Regions from separate parts of the Homo sapiens genome. Here region 2 is linked to region 1. Evidence: chromatin loops called from intact Hi-C (ENCODE). Cell type or tissue: HCT116. All regions are shown on one strand. Each heading gives the region's core, and the rest is flanking DNA. Links, peaks and the distances in the headings are about the cores only. Region 1 overlaps GRAMD1B (GRAM domain containing 1B). Region 2 holds the start of LOC124902777 (a long non-coding RNA gene).

Region 1 (8,332 bases), core at 249-8,248:
CTGCAGCTGGTTTAGGAGCAAAGGGGCTGCCAAGGAAAGAAGCCCACAGGAAAGCCCAACCGCACCCCACACCCCTTCCCCCAACCTCCATTCCCCCTCCCATTTCTCAGGTACCCAACAAGAAGGGAAACAGGAATACTTACATTATACCAACTCTGGCTTTTCTGAAAAGAGAAAATGAAAGAGAAGGTAGAATTAGTCAGGGAAGAAATGGGGGGAAGGGCCAGGGGGAAGGGCACACAGACAGCGGAGGGTGGGCAGGGAGGAGGGGTCCAAATGCAGCTGAATGCTTCCCATGTGGTTGCTCAGGAGGGGTCCTCCTTTCTCAAGGCAGTTCCAGAAAGGAGGCCCGGGAGCAGTCCATGCTGGAAGCCCACCGCGGGCGGGGTGGCAGGCAGCGGCAGCACCAGCTAGAGCTCAACCGGAAGGGAGTCGGAGCCCCATCGCAAGGTTCTGATGGGGTGAGGGGCGCGCTGTGGGCATTGGAGACCCAGTCCCCAAATGGGCCCTGACCAGAAGCAAAATGCTGATGGCGGCCAACCCAGCCTTCTGCTCTAAGACAGCCCCCTGTAAAAGGCAGGGTGGGACACTTTCGAGGTAGAAAGGGGACTACCTAAAACTCCCTCCAACTGCACTCTCAGCAGGCGGGTGAGTAAATCCCTCCTGCGCCAAAAAATGGGCTGTACCTAAACTGCAATGGTCGGGGAGTGCCTGGGGGTTCTGCGTGGGGCAGGAGGTTGAAGCACATAATCACTAAGGGTCCATTCCAACCCAGTGGTGCCATAATTCAGAACAAGCAAAACAGACCCCACCCCAGCTCCAGAACTTAAGTGTTCTCCATTCCCAGACCCAGGAGGAAGGGGACCTGAATGTGTCTCAGGGGAACAGGAGGGATAGCTAAGATCGTGCCTTGTCTGTCTTCAAGCCCTATGGCCAGTAGTCCTTCATGTACATCCCCCTTGAAAGATAGATGGACACGCAGATAGACAAGCTTGTGTGCACATATACACACACATACTCATACACATACACGCACAAATACACAAGTACACACACATATACACAGACACACACACACACGCACACATACACACCACACACGTGCACACACACATACACACATGCACACGTGCACACCACACACATGCACACACATCCACACGTGCACACACACATTCACACACACCACACACACATGCACACACACATGCGCATGTGCACACACATTCACACAGACATGCACACATACACACCACACACGCACGAATACACGTACACACACATATACACAAACACATACACACCACCCACACATGCAGACATGCACAAATACATGTGCACATGCACACACACCACACATATACACACACATATACACACAGGCACATACATACACACAGAGACACACACATATACAGAGACACACATATATACACACATACATTCACACACATACACACGCACACACTTGCGCATGCACACACACACATGCCTAAGCTCCATCTCTCGGTGGAGCTTAGATTATTTTCAGTTTTAGGGATCGCTGGGTGGGGGAGCTTTGCTCACAGATCAATACCTTAGCTCCACCCAGAGGTCTGGATCCCCTCCACCTGGTGTTAAAGCGTCCCAACCCAGAAGGGCAGACAAGAGTAGCCATGGTCCTCGAATGTCTGCTGTGTCTAGAGGGAAGGAAGCGACTACGCACAAGGGTGGGTGTGTGCCCGCGGTGATGACCAGTGGCCATGTGATCTATCTCCCCCATTCCACCTGAACTCTGTAAAGACGGTCCACCTTCACCCCCCACAGTGAAACCAGTCCACAGAGGAGCTGGAGGGGGCTGAGGGGCCTCGCGTGGGTGGGGCTGCTTCTGAGCAGCTTCGTCCTCACACATGCCCTCGATGGCCAGGATGTGACTAGAGGCCAGTAGCAAGGCTCCCAGTCCCCCTCTGCAAGGTGCTCTCCAGGGTCACTTCCCAACCTGTCACCACGGTCCATCCAGAGGCCACACCCTCCCATCTTAGCCTCATCCCCACCTCCAATTCAGAGGTCTCAGCAGGTAAAGGGCCCAAATCCAAATATTAAAAACTATTTTTTCCTGACAAAGGTGCGGCCACATGGGAGTCCGGGACCTGAAAACTCGCCTCTAGGCATTGCAGCCAAGGCTACCCCCTTCTGGAGGGGGTGGATGGGGCAAGCAGGCTGCGTCTGGCGTCTGCGCCTAGGGATGGCTCACTTCCTGCGTCCTCACACAGAAGCCCTGATCCGAAGCCCACAGGGCAAGAGGCTGTGCAGATGTTCATTACAAAAGACACCTCCCAGCAGTAGGAAGGTGCGCTCTGGGAGCTGCCGGCCCCAGCAGCCCCACAGTCTCCTTGTGCTTCCTCAAATGCAACCCAGGTCACGAGATCCCTGCTTTACAACGGAGAAACCATCTCCCAAGCTCCCAGCTCCTCGTCTCAATGCCGTGACCTTCGTGTAAGACGCTGGGAGGAAAGGGGGCAACAGGAACATGGGCTGACAGGGGGACCCCGGATGCCTGTGACTCCTCCTGCACGGGGCTCCCTCCTGCCCCAGGTAGACAGAAGCAGATGGTCCCTTTGCATGGGCTGGCACATCGGCGCTTGTGCCTTCCAAATCTATGTGGAACAAAGTGTGAGGGTCACACACAGCCTCAGGCAGGGAAGCCAGTCCTGTCTTTAACCTGATCTGTGATGCTCTTATATCTAATGTTTGCTCTTTTGTAAAGCGTGGGTAAGAACATGTACTAAAGAACTGAAAAGAAACGTGAAACATACCAAGGAGTAGGACTGTGCTGAGGCTCTGCCCTGAACCAGCAATCTCCAGGCAGCTTCTTACCTGCTGCCACTGAGGGGCCACAGGAAAAATGGGTCCCCCCTCCAGCCACGTCCAAAGCAGCCCCCGAGCCTGTCCACTGTGGGCAGGGGTCCCTGAACTCTGCCCAGAGGCACATTCAATCCCCGTGGTTCTGCATTCCCGGAAATGAGTCCCAAAGGCTCTGCCAGACGGGAAGGACCCAGACCCACAGGGGCAGGGAAGTCAGAGGAGCTGCCGGCCTCTGGGGGTGAGAAGGGGCGTCCCTCATCCTCTGGCTTTAGTTTGCTGTAGCGCCCCTACCTGGAGGACCAGGCCAGAGGGAAGGAAGGCACAGAACCAGGGAGCAGCAGTGGAGCCTTCTCTGACAGCTTATAAACACATGGATTTGGCCAAAGAGGAAGAAGGGAGTCAGGACAAAGACACAGCTGTTGGGGACATGCTCGTTTCTATCATTTTTCCTAGAAGGTCTGAAGAGCAAGCACTTAAAGGAATGCAAGGCCCCTGGAAACAGACCCAGGTTACTGGGAGGTGGTTTCCAGAAACATCTCCCACCGCGAAGGCTCCGGGAGTCTGGAAGATTAAGTAAGGTGCGGGGTGTGGAGGAGGTAGGGGGGCAGGGACTAGGAGAGCTCTACATTTAGTAGGAGTTAGAAATAAAAAACAATTCTTACTTTGATCAGGTTAAGTCTGTCATACTGGAAAGAAAACCACAAAAATTAGATTTGAAAAAAAAAAAAAAGGAAAGTCAAAGAAGGGTCAGTGCCACAGCGCCAGCGCGATGCCCGCACCGCGGTGGGGAGGTGTGCAGCAGGGCGGGAGGAGGCGCGCTTTGCCGCACCTGCTGCATAGCGCCCTCAGGGCAGGTGGGAGAGCGGCAGAACGGCCCCTCGCTCCCTCTGGTGGCCACAGGCTGTCACTACAGAGCGGAAGCTGGGCGGTAGCACAAACTCATTGGGAGGGAAGTGCTGGGGCCGGACTGCACCTAGGAGGGTCGGCCTGGACAGCACAATGATGGATCCAGAGGGGTCGGGCCTTAGCGATCACCTGGTGCCATGCCTACATAGTAGCAAATGAGGAAACTGAGGCCCAGAGAAGGGAAGAAAGACACCGTGCATGGGACCTGACCCCAGGGAGAAGCAGAGGCACTGGCCAGCTTGCCCAAAAAATATAAGGCATGGTGTCCTCTAGGGGTGGCCAGGAGACAGGGAGTGAGGTGGACCAGCTACAACAATATCAGTAAAAACAGCTATGAAATGGCTTGCTGGGAAGACATGTGATTAACCCCAGAAGATGTTCCACGGGGAGGGGCATGTCCCCATCCCGCTACCAGAACCTCCTCTTTTTGCCGCACCATCTACTTCAGGCCCTGGCCTTCAAAGAACCTAATTCCCCTACTGGTTCTTGTGTTCCTCTTCTGAAGTCTGTGTGTCCTGCACATGCACGTCCCAGGCCAATGCAATGGCTCCCAGCTCCACGTGGGATGCTACAGTGTCCCTCCTGGCACAAGCCCGTCCTCTTTTAACTCCATTGAAAGGATGGCAGGGCAAGTGTCGATGGCAATGATCAGTGGGAGAATGAGGTGGGGAAGTGGGTAACCAATGTCAGAAAACTCAGAATGTGTCTGCCAGGGATGGGCATGGCGTCCACCCAATCTCCCAGGGGAAAGGAGACCTGCACTCACCCCAGCACCTCCCTCCTCAGTTCCTATGAAAAGGCCCAGTTTGGCCCCTGATTCCTGCTCAGCTCTCAGTCCCTTCATTATGTCTCCTTTTAGCATCTCCAAAACCCCACTCAGAATTCTACCTGGTCCCTGACGCCTGTCCTGGCTGCCCCACTCAAATGATTTATCCTACCTCGGAGCTTACAGAACATCCCCAACTACTCAAGAGCCAGGCTTAGGGTGTACAGAATCTGGATGGAAAAGTGTGCAGGAGCAGGGAGTGGGGAGCCTGATGCCCCTGTCAGGCCATATCCACCCTCTTGCCAGCTGAGCCTCGAGCACCCACTAGTCCCACATCAACCAGGCCAGAGGTGGGAGGCACTCAAGAGGGGGCTGCCACAGGGCATTTCAAAACCCCATTCCCAGATATCAGATATGCCTGCACCTGCCGAGCCGCTGGAGCCCACAGAGATCTCCTGCTGGCTTCCTCGCTCCAGGTAAAGTTCCTCCTTCCCTGTCCACAGCCAGGAACGGCCATTTAAAATCCTCACAGCCAAGATGTGCATTTAGTCTAAAGATCACAGACTACAGGATTAGCCGTGTCGCCCCTTGTGCTTCCCTTAGGAAAGGGAACAGCTGTTCACCCTCCTCCTCCCCAAAGCACGGAGAGACTTGGGACTATTATTAAGTCATCCTCGGCTTCCCCTTCTTCGGGCTGCATCCCACCTCCTTGCCCCATGGGCCTTGTTGTTCCACAACACCTATCGCTCACCCTCCACTCGCTGCACGTTCTCCTGTGGCCTCAGAATTCCTGGGCTCCCGGGAAAGACTCTGGCACTGGCCACATCTCTCCAGGTTCTGCCAATGTTTGCCAACCTCCAGGCATGGGCACCCCACCCTCTGGGAGAACAGCTTTCCCCTCTGATCATGATTCAGGATCCTAAGCACACCATGAACCCCAGTCTGGGCAGTGGTTAGAAATGCTAAGGGGTGCCCAGGTTGAGCAGCTCTCGAGTGGGGAGGAACAGAGTACGCAGGCAGAGCTCCTGAGGGCGTGGCTGCTGCACCAATGAACTCATCGACCTGAACCCCTGCCCCCCAGTCAGCGCAGCCCTCCTGCCATCCTCACTCACCACTGCTGGGCAATCCAGAATCAACCACCAAAGGGGAGGGGCCTGGAGTACAACCAGATGGGGTCTCCTGCCCCAAAGGAATGAAACTAACGCCAGGCAGGGCTCTGTTTCTCGACCGCACCATGTAAGGAGGGAATAAACTCCCAGCCAGAGGCAGTGTCCAGGGAGCAGGCAGACATGGGTGCAGGGTCGGGAGTGGGGGAGGGTCTGTTCTCCGACATCAGGTGCAGTGAAAATGGGCCTTCAATGACTTCCAAGCCAGCCTGCCGGGGGACAGTGGGGCCGGCCCTTCTGGGAAAGGGACCAAGCAGGATATAAGGGCCAGAATCGGCAGGGCCAGAGGGAGGGGGTGCTGAGCACTACAGACAGATCGACACTAGAGGGGAGATAAAAGGACAGAGACAAAAGATGGCTTACTTTTGAGAGGCGCTTGTGAGACTAAGACCATGCATGCAAAGAAGGTATTTGGGAAATGGTGGGGAAGAAGAGGAGAGGAAGAACAAGAAATCAAAAGACAAATTCAAGTGGGAAGCCAGCTCCCATGCCTCCCAGGGGTCCCCAACCCCTTCCCAGGCCCTGGGGGTCCCAGGGTGAAGAGAAGTTTCCTGAAGGAGACCCTGGGCAAAGACATCTCCTGCTCCCCAAAGGACCGAGGGTGGGGAAGACATCTCTGGGGAACCATAATTAGCCCAGGCCCCCCTGGGGCCTATTTTAGGCATATCCATGGGCCAAGGGCCCCGGTACTCAGGGGGCAGTCCTGACATCCTTGGGAGGATGGAAAGGCCCTGCCACCCTCCTCTCTGCCAGGTGAGTACCAAGTGGATTAGTGCAAAGGTAAGGCAGGAAGGATGGCCGGGGAGGAGGTTAAAAATAGCATTCTGCAAGGTTCCCTGAGGACTCTCCCTAGCAGTATAATGTCCCAAATAATGTTGCCTTCTACCCCGGCTCTAGGAACCAAATTTGAAAACGGTAGCAGGAATAAGCAGATGACCCCCTAATGATTCCCAGAGCGTCTCCCCTCCAAATCTAAAAAAAAAAAATATGAGCCTCCCTACCTCGCCCAGCCCACCAAGAATGCTTAGCGGGGAAGATATTTAACTAGGGTCTCTCCTGCCTGCCCCGCCTCACCTCACTGGATAATGACTGTCTCTGAGCCATCAGGGCTGTTCATCACGTGAGGACCCTCGCAGATGTTCTCCGGCTCACCACCCCAATATCGCTCCCCGCAGCCCCTGACAAGGAGGTACCGCCTCAACGGGGTCCCGCTCACCTTGGAATTCTTGCCGCCGCTCCGGCCGGACTGGGAGGAGCAGCTGCGCTGCACGCCCTGCTCCGGTGTGGACGGGGACTTGTCCGAGGAGTGATCTGAGCCCTTCTCCACCATGGTGTCTCCGTCCTGGTTCTGCGGGGTTGGCGAGCGAGACCGCTTCCGGAGGATGGGCGAGCAGGCCGGCGTGCTGCGGTTGGAGTTACTGGCAGTGCTGCAGCGGCAGATGGAGAGAGGGAGCGGGGTGGAAAGAGAAGGAGGAGGAAAGGCAGGCAGTCAGTGATCGAGGCCAAGGACAAGCCCAAAGGAGCCAGCTCAGGGAGCCAGGTGAGGGGCTGGGGAGAAACCGGGAGAGAGGGGCCCAGGCTGCGGCTTGCCGCACCGTAATACTGCCGTTGGCCACGGGAGGGCAGCAGTGCCCATGTGGACACAGACGCACGAGCCAACGGGCAATCGACATCTAGACATGCATCCGTCCATCCGTCCGTCCAACCTGTTATTGTTTGAGCCCCTATTATATGCCAAAAATTGTCTGGGGCATATAGAATTTAATACCTGAAAGGCTCACTGGAGACCATCCAATACAATCAGCTCATTTTATACATACTGCAAATGCAAAGCTTCTATATTTTGTTCAGATATTTTTGTTCATGAAAATAACAATTACAATCCTATTTTTCACAGCCTTCACATACGCATTATTTCTTAAAACATTCCACCAAGGGAGTAATGGCAAGTACCATAATCCCTATGTTAAAAAATGAAGACCAGTGCCTGACAGAGGGAAGCTAAATGCCCACTGTTGAGAGAAACAAAGTGCAGCTCTTCTGATTTGTAACTCACCCACACCATATTATTTCCTTGTAAGGAAGCCATGTGGGTTCCTGCTTCCTCTGCCCAGGGTAAAGATGCACACAGCCGAAGTTCTCACATTCCATATTCCCTTACCCCAACATTTATTCCCAATAAGTACCTTGTACTTCCCACAGGACCAAATCCACTTACATCAAGGCTTATAAGCTGCAAATAAAATATTGACTATTTGATATTTCACTTCCGTTTTCAATGGACTAGAAGAAGAGATGAGAGACAGAAGGGAGAGAGAAACTGAATGCAGTTGAATGTTTGCTTTGCTTCCGAGAGTGGAGAAAGGAAAGAGATGGAGAAAGGGAGAGGCTAAGTAGAAAGTGCCAGCAGAAATGGGAAGGAAAGGAAATGTGAGATTGGAAAGCCTGCACGGGGCTGCTGGGGTGTCCTGCCCACCTGCTCAGCAGCCTCTCAGCTGGGTCAGGCTTCAGGAACACCCTGGACCCCCCTGCAGGCTGCATCCCAGCCTTCCCTCGGGGAGTGGGGTGCAGGGCTGGGGACACTGTCATTTGCATGAAGATGCAGCTGTGACCTCAGATGTCCCATTGGCCCCATTTGCAATGAAAACCA
Region 2 (8,332 bases), core at 281-8,280, 57 kb before region 1:
AGGAATCCCAACCTCCAGGCCACAGGTTTATTCATTTTTTATCATGTCGTTGTGATAAAAATAATGAAGCGGAGATTCAGTCCTCAGAGTGAATGAACAAAGGAGAAAGAGACATAACGGATCAGACGATATGACTAAAATGGAAGGTAGGTCAATTCTGAAAGTGCAGAGGGACTCTCAGGGCTCCTGAATCCAGACCTGATGAGTCACTTCCCTGCTCGGAGCCCCGCTCCTCTGGTGTGAAATGAAGGGGTTGGCGGGGGGCTCTCTGAGGTACTCCCCTGTTCTGAAGTTCCTTTATCCCCCGTTTGTTACACGCCTTTCCTCTGGGGGGTGGGGCCCTGGCGCCCTCTCCTGGTCACCATCTGGAACTTTTGGTTGGTGCCCGCCAGACCTTAGCACAGTGCTCAGCCGTCTCCACCTCTGCTCTCTCGGGCTTTTGCCTCCAGACACCCTCGTGCATAGCTGGTGGGAAGTGTGGCAAGGCTGAGCTAGTTCGTCTGCCAGGTACCAGAGCAAGCCTCGGGTAAAAACAGAAGGAAAAACAAGTTTATTATCAGAGCCACAGAGCCTCGTGGATGGTCGGGTGTGAAGGAAGCGTGGATATCATTTATTTAATCCAGGGCCTCTGGATAAAGGGCAGACATCAGAATCGCCCACATTGGCGTCCTCCAGATGTAGACACCTCTGCAGCACCCTTGCAGGTGTGAGATCGGCAGGGGTGAGTGAGGTCATATGCAAGTTGATGACTCCCCAGGTGATTGGAGGGTGTAGCTCTGGTGCCCCTCTTTTTGTGGCTGGGAGAACAGAGTTCTCTGCAAGAGCAAGGGGCTTGCTCAGGGACGTGCAGCAAATTCGCGCTGGAAGCAGGGTGAAAATCCAGATTGTTCGCCTGTCTGGAGGGCTTGCTTTCCACTGTTTCTTTCCCCACCCCCACCACCCCAACCCCCTGCCACTTTTTCTTTTTTGCCTCTGTGACATCAGATACTCCCTGCCCTCATCTTGCTCAGAGCTACGCACCCACCCCACCATGACACCTGCCCATCAACCCCACATCTCCTCCATTCCTGTGGTCCCACAAGGTCTCCCTGGTTCTCTTTGTTCAAGTTGGGTTTATTCTGGCTTTGGCTGTCACCTCCTGGCCCTAAGGCAGAAACCTGAGGCCTCTTCACCTAGAGGTAACTAAAAATACTGAGGACAGCTTCCTGTATTGCCATTTGTGGGCTACTGCATTTTGAAAGAGAGAGCATGCTTTAAGCCAAACAAATCATAAATAATGCACGAGGTGGTAGCAAGGCGGTGAGATGTTTGAGCTGTACGGCATTCTCATGTGCCTCACGCTGCATCTATGACCTCTAGCTCCAGTTGGAAACCTGGGTGATCCTGGAGCCTTCGGACTGCTCTCTGGGCTGAAAGTTATGGCAGGCTGTGCTGTGCTCTTAACAACCAAGGACTTGGGGATGACTTAGATCCAATGGATAACTGCAGATCATAAATCTGACTTGCTGTTGAGAGCTGGCAAGGGGAGAGGTGGCTACAACATTTCTCCCACTAGCAAGGAGTAGATATATCAGGATATCTGCCATGTAGTATGTTTTAATGGTCCTTTTTGTTGATCATGAAACAAATAAGATAATATTTATTTTCACTCATTCAATAAGTACTTATTGAGCACTTTAAATATTCTAAGATTTATACAGCAGGCAGATAATCCAGAAATAAATATGTTCTCAATAAGCACACAGTCCACAGAAAAGAAAGATAAGCACAATACAACTCTTATAACAGATGGATGAGAAAAGTGCATGGAGGCCAGACGCGGTGGCTCACGCCTGTAATCCCAGCACGTTGGGAGGCCAGGGCAGGAGGATCACCTGAGGTGAGGAGTTCGAGACCAGCCTGGCCAACATGGTGAAACTCCGTCTCTACTAAAAGTATAAAAAATTAGCTGGGCATGGTGGTGGGTGCCTGTAATGTCAGCTACTTGGGAGACTGAGGCAGGAGAATCGCTTGAACCTGGGAGGCGGAGATTGCAGTGAGCCGAGATCATGCCACTGCACTGCAACCTGGGCAACAAGAGCAAAGCTCCATCTCAAAAAAAAAAGAGAAAAGAAAAGTGCACGGAGAAGGTTGTGAATAGCTCCGCATGAGAAGTTGGGGATGGTTTCACAAAGGAGGGGACCTCACAGGAATCTAGAACTACTGCGAGACTGCAAAGCAGGAGAGGATATTAGCACAGAACTAGCCGTGGGTGAAAGACACAATTCAGGAAGAGGGAAGAGGAAGAAAAGTTCACAGATTCTAACATACCACAGTGTGTAGCAGAAGTTTTTCTGGCCAACCAAATGGAAATGAGGTGAGAAAGCCCGGATTGTGAAGGCCCTTGCATGTCACGTGAACAGAGTTGGGGCTTCATCCTAAGGGGAGTGTGGAGCATTGAAGAGTTTTCAGCAGGGAAATGGCAGGATCCTAACTGTGTTTCAAAAGTACAGCCCTGGGGACAATGCGGTTGATACACTAAATCCTCCAATATTTATGTTTGGTTTTGGATGACCTGGAAGGTCTTGTTTCTAACCCAGACTTGTAGAGAACATGCGCATATCTCATGGAGGCTGTCTTTGTTGGCCCTGAATGAGTTTTCCAACGCTCTCTCCCCAGGAATACCACCCTCCACCACCGGCAGCTCAAAAGACAGAGGCAGTTGAAATAAGGCATGTTCCTTACATCTGTGTAGACTTTTAATCTCACAAGATGTTCTGAAATACATTAGATAATGTAATATTCACAAACCCCTGACTGGTGTTATTATCCTCAACCTACAAATTAAGAAACTGAGTCTCAAGTAAGGGAAATGGTTGTTTACACACCTGTAAATAGCAAAATGGACAGCCAGCTCTAGATATCTCACTTTGAGGCCAGGATTCCTTCCACTGCTCGGCTACTTCTTCCAGGCATCCCACTCCCTCTTCCCTGGCTCCTGAGCAGCTGATGACAGTCAGTGAGAAAGCCAATGGGCGGGAGAGTCAGGATTTGGAATACCTTTGACATCTTCTTGAGTTTCTTTACTCAGTCTTTATTTAAGCTGTACTTAAAAATATGGCTCCAATGACGGCTCTAGGTTTGCTGGATTTGCATATTCTGAACCTCATTCTCTTTCTTTCAGCTGGAGAGGACTTCACCTCTGTGGTCTCAGAAATCATGATGTACATCCTTCTGGTCTTCCTCACCTTGTGGCTGCTCATCGAGATGATATATTGCTACAGAAAGGTCTCAAAAGCCGAAGAGGCAGCCCAAGAAAACGCGTAAGTCCAGAGATGCCAAAGTAATAATGAAAGCTAGCACCTTCAGAATGCTTGCTCTCACAGGTGAGGTGCTAAGCAGTTTACATTCATCCTCCACCCTCTTCATGATCACTGCTTAAGAGATAGGCACCATTATTATACCCATTTTACAGATGAGAACACTGAATTTCGGAGAGTTGGCTTAAGGCAAACTCTTAATTCATTACGAAAAATTAAACATTTGCTTAATTCAAACATCACTTAGGAAACAAAGTGATGTTTGAATTCAGGCCTGTTGATTCTTGGCCAGCACACTTAACCACTAAGGCAAAGACCATCAGCTGCTACCACAACCCGTTAAAGTAATATTATTATGGCTGGGCATGATGGCTGTCACGCCTGTAATCTCAGCACTTTGGGAGGCTGAGGCGGGAGGATCACCTGAGGTCAGGAGTTCAAGACCAGTCTGACCAACATGGTGAAATCCCGTCTCTACTAAAAGTATAAAAAATTAGCTGGGCATGGTGGCACATACCTGTAATCCCAGCTACTCGGGAGGCTGAGGCAGGAGAATCCCTTGAACCTGGGAGGCGGAGGTTGCAGTGAGCTGAGATCGTGCCACTGCTCTCCAGCTTGGGTGACAGAGCGAGACTCCATTTCAAAAACAACAACAATAAAAGCCCAAAAACACAACAAAAAAGTAACATTATTATAACCGTTCTGTAAATGCCAAGCCGACTCATAGCAGCTTACCAAGGCACACAGATGGTAAGAGGAAAGGCTGAGATTTGAACCCAGGTCTCTCTAGTGCTAATGTCCATGCTCTTTCTATCTCATTGAACTGTTTGCTTTATACCATGGAGCTCCTCAGGCCATCTGGGCACTGCCCTTTGCTAGCAAAGGAGCTCCAAGCAACATGTTATTTCCCCTAGAGCCTGGCAGCGCTTAGATGTCCAGAGTGGGGACTCTAATCCTCTAAAGTCCAGCCTGTACCTTAGCCATTTGCTCAGAGACTCTAGTCACTTGAGGGTGAGCACATTTGAGAAACGGTGGGGTCTGTAAGAACAAAGAGTCTTAAGAGATCATGCTGGCTGGTTGTCTGGGGAAAGGAAAGATAGAAAAAACCCACAGATTTCTAGCAACATTGCTGAGGCAAACCGAAAACAGTCTAGGCTATTACCAGTTAGAAATGTTTGATAAAGAAAGCATCATTTTGGCCGGGCGCGGTGGCTCTCGTCTGTAATCCCAGCACTTTGGGAGGTCGAGGCAGGCAGATCATGAGGTCAGGAGATCGAGACATCCTGGTTAACATGGTGAAACCCTGTCTCTACTAAAACTACAAAAAATTAGCCGGGCATGGTGGCGGGTGCCTGTAGTCCCAGCTACTCAGGAGGCTGAGGCAGGAGAATGGCGTGAACCTGGGAGGCGGAGCTTGCAGTGAGCCGAGATCACGGCACTGCCCTCCAGCCTCGGCGACAGAGCGAGACTCCATCTCAAAAAAAAAAAAACAGAATAGAACAGAGAATGGAGGAGAGACAGTGTTCAGAGACAGAACGGCTGAGGGAGGGATGACTCTTCAGATTCAAGAAGCATAATATGCCCTGAGCAGGATGAATAAAATACATCTACACCTAAACACCAAGCATCTTTAAAGTGATAAATGGCAGCTACTAAGAGACCCTACAGCAAATATCATCTATGTGTTGAAACCTCAAGTGCCTGTAATATCAGGGACATATCAAGGAGACTGCCTCTCCCTGTTTCTATCAATATTGTGTTGGAAATCCTAGGTGAAGACCAAGTAAATACAAGGAAGAAAAAGACTTGGAAAGGAAGAAACTAAATTATCATTATCTATACCTACTATTTACATAGGATACCTAAGAGAATCTACAAAAATACTATTAGGACAAGGAAGAATATTCCACAAAATTGTTGATAGAAATCAAAATATAAAAATCACCTATATTCCAGCAACAAATTTAGTAACAAATTTAAATATTTAAAATATTAAAATGCTTTTAAAGTTACAATAGCAAGAAGTACTCCCCAGTTCCGGGGATAAATTTGACAAAAATATACAAGACATTTAAAGAAAAAGTTAGAAACCTTTACTGAAAGACTTTAAACGTAACTAGATGGAGAGTAAAACCTCACAATTGTAAACAATTTTCTCCCAAATTGATCTTCAAATTCAATGAAATCCCAATCAAAATGCCCATTAGATTTCTCAAAGAACTTAATAAGCTGATATTAAGTCACATGGAAGGCTAAGTAGCCAAAAATAGTCTTAACCAAGGGACAGCCAGATAATAAGTGTTTTAGGCTTTGCAGGCGCCATAGGTCCCTGTCATGTATTGTTCTTCTATTTGTTTGCAAACAACCATCCTTAGCTCTTAGGCCACAGTTTGCCCACCCTCGGTCTAAACCATTTCAAAGAAAGAGCAGTAAATTTGCAAGAGGTTGGTAGGATTTGTCTTATCGGAGATGAAGGTTTCCTTTGTTTTCTTTTTTTTTTTTTGAGACAGAGTCTCGCTCTGTTGCCCAGGCTGGAGTGCAGTGGCGCGATCTCGGCTCACTCCAAGCTCTGCCTCCCAGGTTCACGCCATTCTCCTGCCTCAGCCTCCCGAGTAGCTGGGACTACAGGCACCTGCCACCACGCCTGGCTAATTTTTTGTATTTTTTTAGTAGAGACGGGATTTCACCATGTTAGCCAGGATGGTCTCAATCTCCTGACCTCGTGATGCACCCGCCTTGGCCTCTCAAAGTGCTGGGATTACAGGTGTGAGCCACTGCGCCCAGCCAGATGAAGGTTTCTTACAGAGCTATCAGAATACAGAGTTTGTGATACTGCACAGGCATACGAAATGGACAAACAAAACAAAAAGCCACCAATCAGGTTAATGCATGTAGGAAAACCTGATATGTGAGAGAGATGACGTTACAGTGATTGAAGGAAGAATGAACTGCCCAGTAAGTGGTCTAGGGAAAATTCCTAATCTATATAGAAACAAAGAAAAACACAAAACAAAATTAGATTCCCCATCTCTCATACTAAACCAAAATAAATTATGAGGGGATTTAAACACAAAGTAAAATGTCAAACTTGAAAATTCCATTAAGGGAATATAAGAGACTCTCTTTATCACCATGCAATAGAGAGGATTTCCCAAATAAAATACAAAAGGCACAAATCCAAGAGGAAAAATAATTTTGATCACATTATATGTAAAGAATCAGCTGTTCATTAGAAGACTCCATAAGCAAAATTCCTAGACAAACAAGAGATTGGGAGAAATTGTCAAAACATGAAAGCATCAAAGGAAAATCAATGAGAAAAAGACAAAGATCTCAGAAGAACTGGAAAGCAGATGAACAAATTTCAGAAGCAGAAACCCAAATAGCCTGTAAACATGTGAAACAACTATAAAATATAATTTCACAGCTGTCATTTTGACCAACATTTTATTTTATTTTTGAGACATGGTCTCACTGTTGCCAGGCTGGAGTGCAGTGGTGCAATCATGGCCTCGACCTCCCAGGCTCAGGTGATCCTCCCACCTCAGCCTCCCAAGTAGCTGGGACTACAGGCACGTGCCACCATGCCAGGCTAGTTTTTTGTATTTTTTGTAGAGACAGGGTTTCACCATGTTGCCCAGGCTGGTCTTGAACTCCTGGGCTCAAGCAATTTTCCTGCCTTGGCCTCCCAAAGTGCTGGGATTAGAGGCATGAGCCTTGGCCAACATAATAATCTAACTAAATGCTGAAGACAACCTGGATAAATGAGAAGCTATACACTCCTGGTGGGTGTTCGTGTACATATATGGGGGAAATGATTATTTTAATCTGCAGAAAAGGTTGTTTTTCTCTTGAGAAACACAGCAGAAGGAAATGCAGAGCTGTTCTGTAGATCCTTGCTCCTGTGCCCTGCTCCTTCCCCATCTTGTGTTCCCACGCTGGGCACTGAAGCTCTGATTCCCTTTCCCTGTGTCCTCTATAGGTCTGACTACCTTGCCATCCCATCTGAGAACAAGGAGAACTCTGCGGTACCAGTGGAGGAATAGAACAGGAGCAGTGTGACATGAGGTGACCTACAGGAACATGGGAGGGGAAGGCAGATGTGGATGGCAGGTTGTACAAGTGACTTTGTTGCCCACAACTGAAGTGACTTTAAATTTGGTCCCTTAGGTCACTGTCTACCCTGCCTGGGGTCCCCGCCCTCAGGGTAATTCTTTAAGTCAGAAAGCTCTGTATGATGTCAGCGCTTCGGAAGGTGAACTGCTTTGACCTGAGTGTCGAGGCAATCTGAACTTGCCCATGGTAACAGAGGCACAGGATTCTCCAACTCCCTTCTTTGGTCAAAGAATTTTTGGGCTGGGCTGGGCTGGACTGGGTGGGAAATTCTCAGTGAGTTATTTTATCTTTGGTAGGTGGCCTGAACACCTGAGGGACTGGACATCCCATGTTCAGCAATGTCAATGGCATCAGGAGGGCGCCCCAAGGGCCCCATCGCTTCCCTTCATGCATCCATTGTTCTGTTCATTCATTCATCCATACATCCACCTGCCTCTGAGCTTTCACCTCTGACTCCCTAACTCCATCAGACCTCTACGCACCATAAGACTCTGCCAGAACTGAGAAGCCAACATTTCTACATAGACTCAACCTCACCCTCTCCTAGTTTTCCAACAAGACACTCCAAAGCCAACTGGATTTCTCCCCTGTGCTCCAAATGACTTTGTACAAGTGCTGGAGTTAGCACCTCCCTCTGCCCTTAACTGGCTGGAACTGGTTCATTCTCCATTACTGCAAGAGAATGGAAGTCTTAATAGAAGGAAGCAGGAGTGATTAGTTCGGGTTAAAGCAAAAGTGTGTCATGAACTTGGATTCCCTGAAGTCAGTTTTGTCAGGTTCATGGCCCACTTTGCTACAGCATCAGAGTGAAGCACGCCTGTCTAGGTTCTCCAGTGACAGAAAGATCCTGAAGCATGGACTAACATGCTCTCTGGAGCTTAGTACTCCAGAGCTAGATCCTGATGGGTCTCTAAGGT

What was found. Hi-C counts contacts between places; a loop is a spot of excess contacts. Peaks named below come from ENCODE experiments on the same cell type or tissue, not always from the same donor. Only the 100,000 strongest peaks of a DNase experiment are listed, where the experiment ranks them.
Region 2: a loop joins it to region 1, with 4 times the contacts of the local background. A loop is called at or near these places in 10 of 110 quality-filtered maps.

What each region holds. Positions count from the first base shown.
Region 1 is chr11:123,576,144-123,584,475 of GRCh38, reverse strand. It overlaps GRAMD1B (GRAM domain containing 1B), which reads right to left. Exons shown (of 20, transcript NM_001387025.1): 3 at 6,899-7,109; 4 at 144-164. Among named protein-coding and RNA genes, the nearest start is that of SCN3B, 74 kb to the left of the region's middle. RefSeq lists enhancers at 3,666-4,275, 6,560-7,097, 7,696-8,195, 8,196-8,332 and a silencer at 5,137-5,359. In HCT116, for the core only: CTCF peaks have their summits at 3,738 (motif pointing left) and 7,307 (motif pointing right); DNase peaks (open chromatin) are centred at 3,685 and 7,315; H3K27me3 peaks cover 849 bases.
Region 2 is chr11:123,633,156-123,641,487 of GRCh38, reverse strand. SCN3B (sodium voltage-gated channel beta subunit 3) reads left to right here. Exons shown (of 7, transcript NM_001040151.2): 5 at 3,164-3,302; 6 at 7,282-7,367; 7 at 7,712-8,332. The coding sequence ends at 7,345. LOC124902777 (a long non-coding RNA gene) reads right to left here and starts at 2,949. Exons shown (of 2, transcript XR_007062929.1): 1 at 2,868-2,949; 2 at 14-521. In HCT116, for the core only: a CTCF peak has its summit at 347 (motif pointing left); a DNase peak (open chromatin) is centred at 362; H3K27me3 peaks cover 3,319 bases.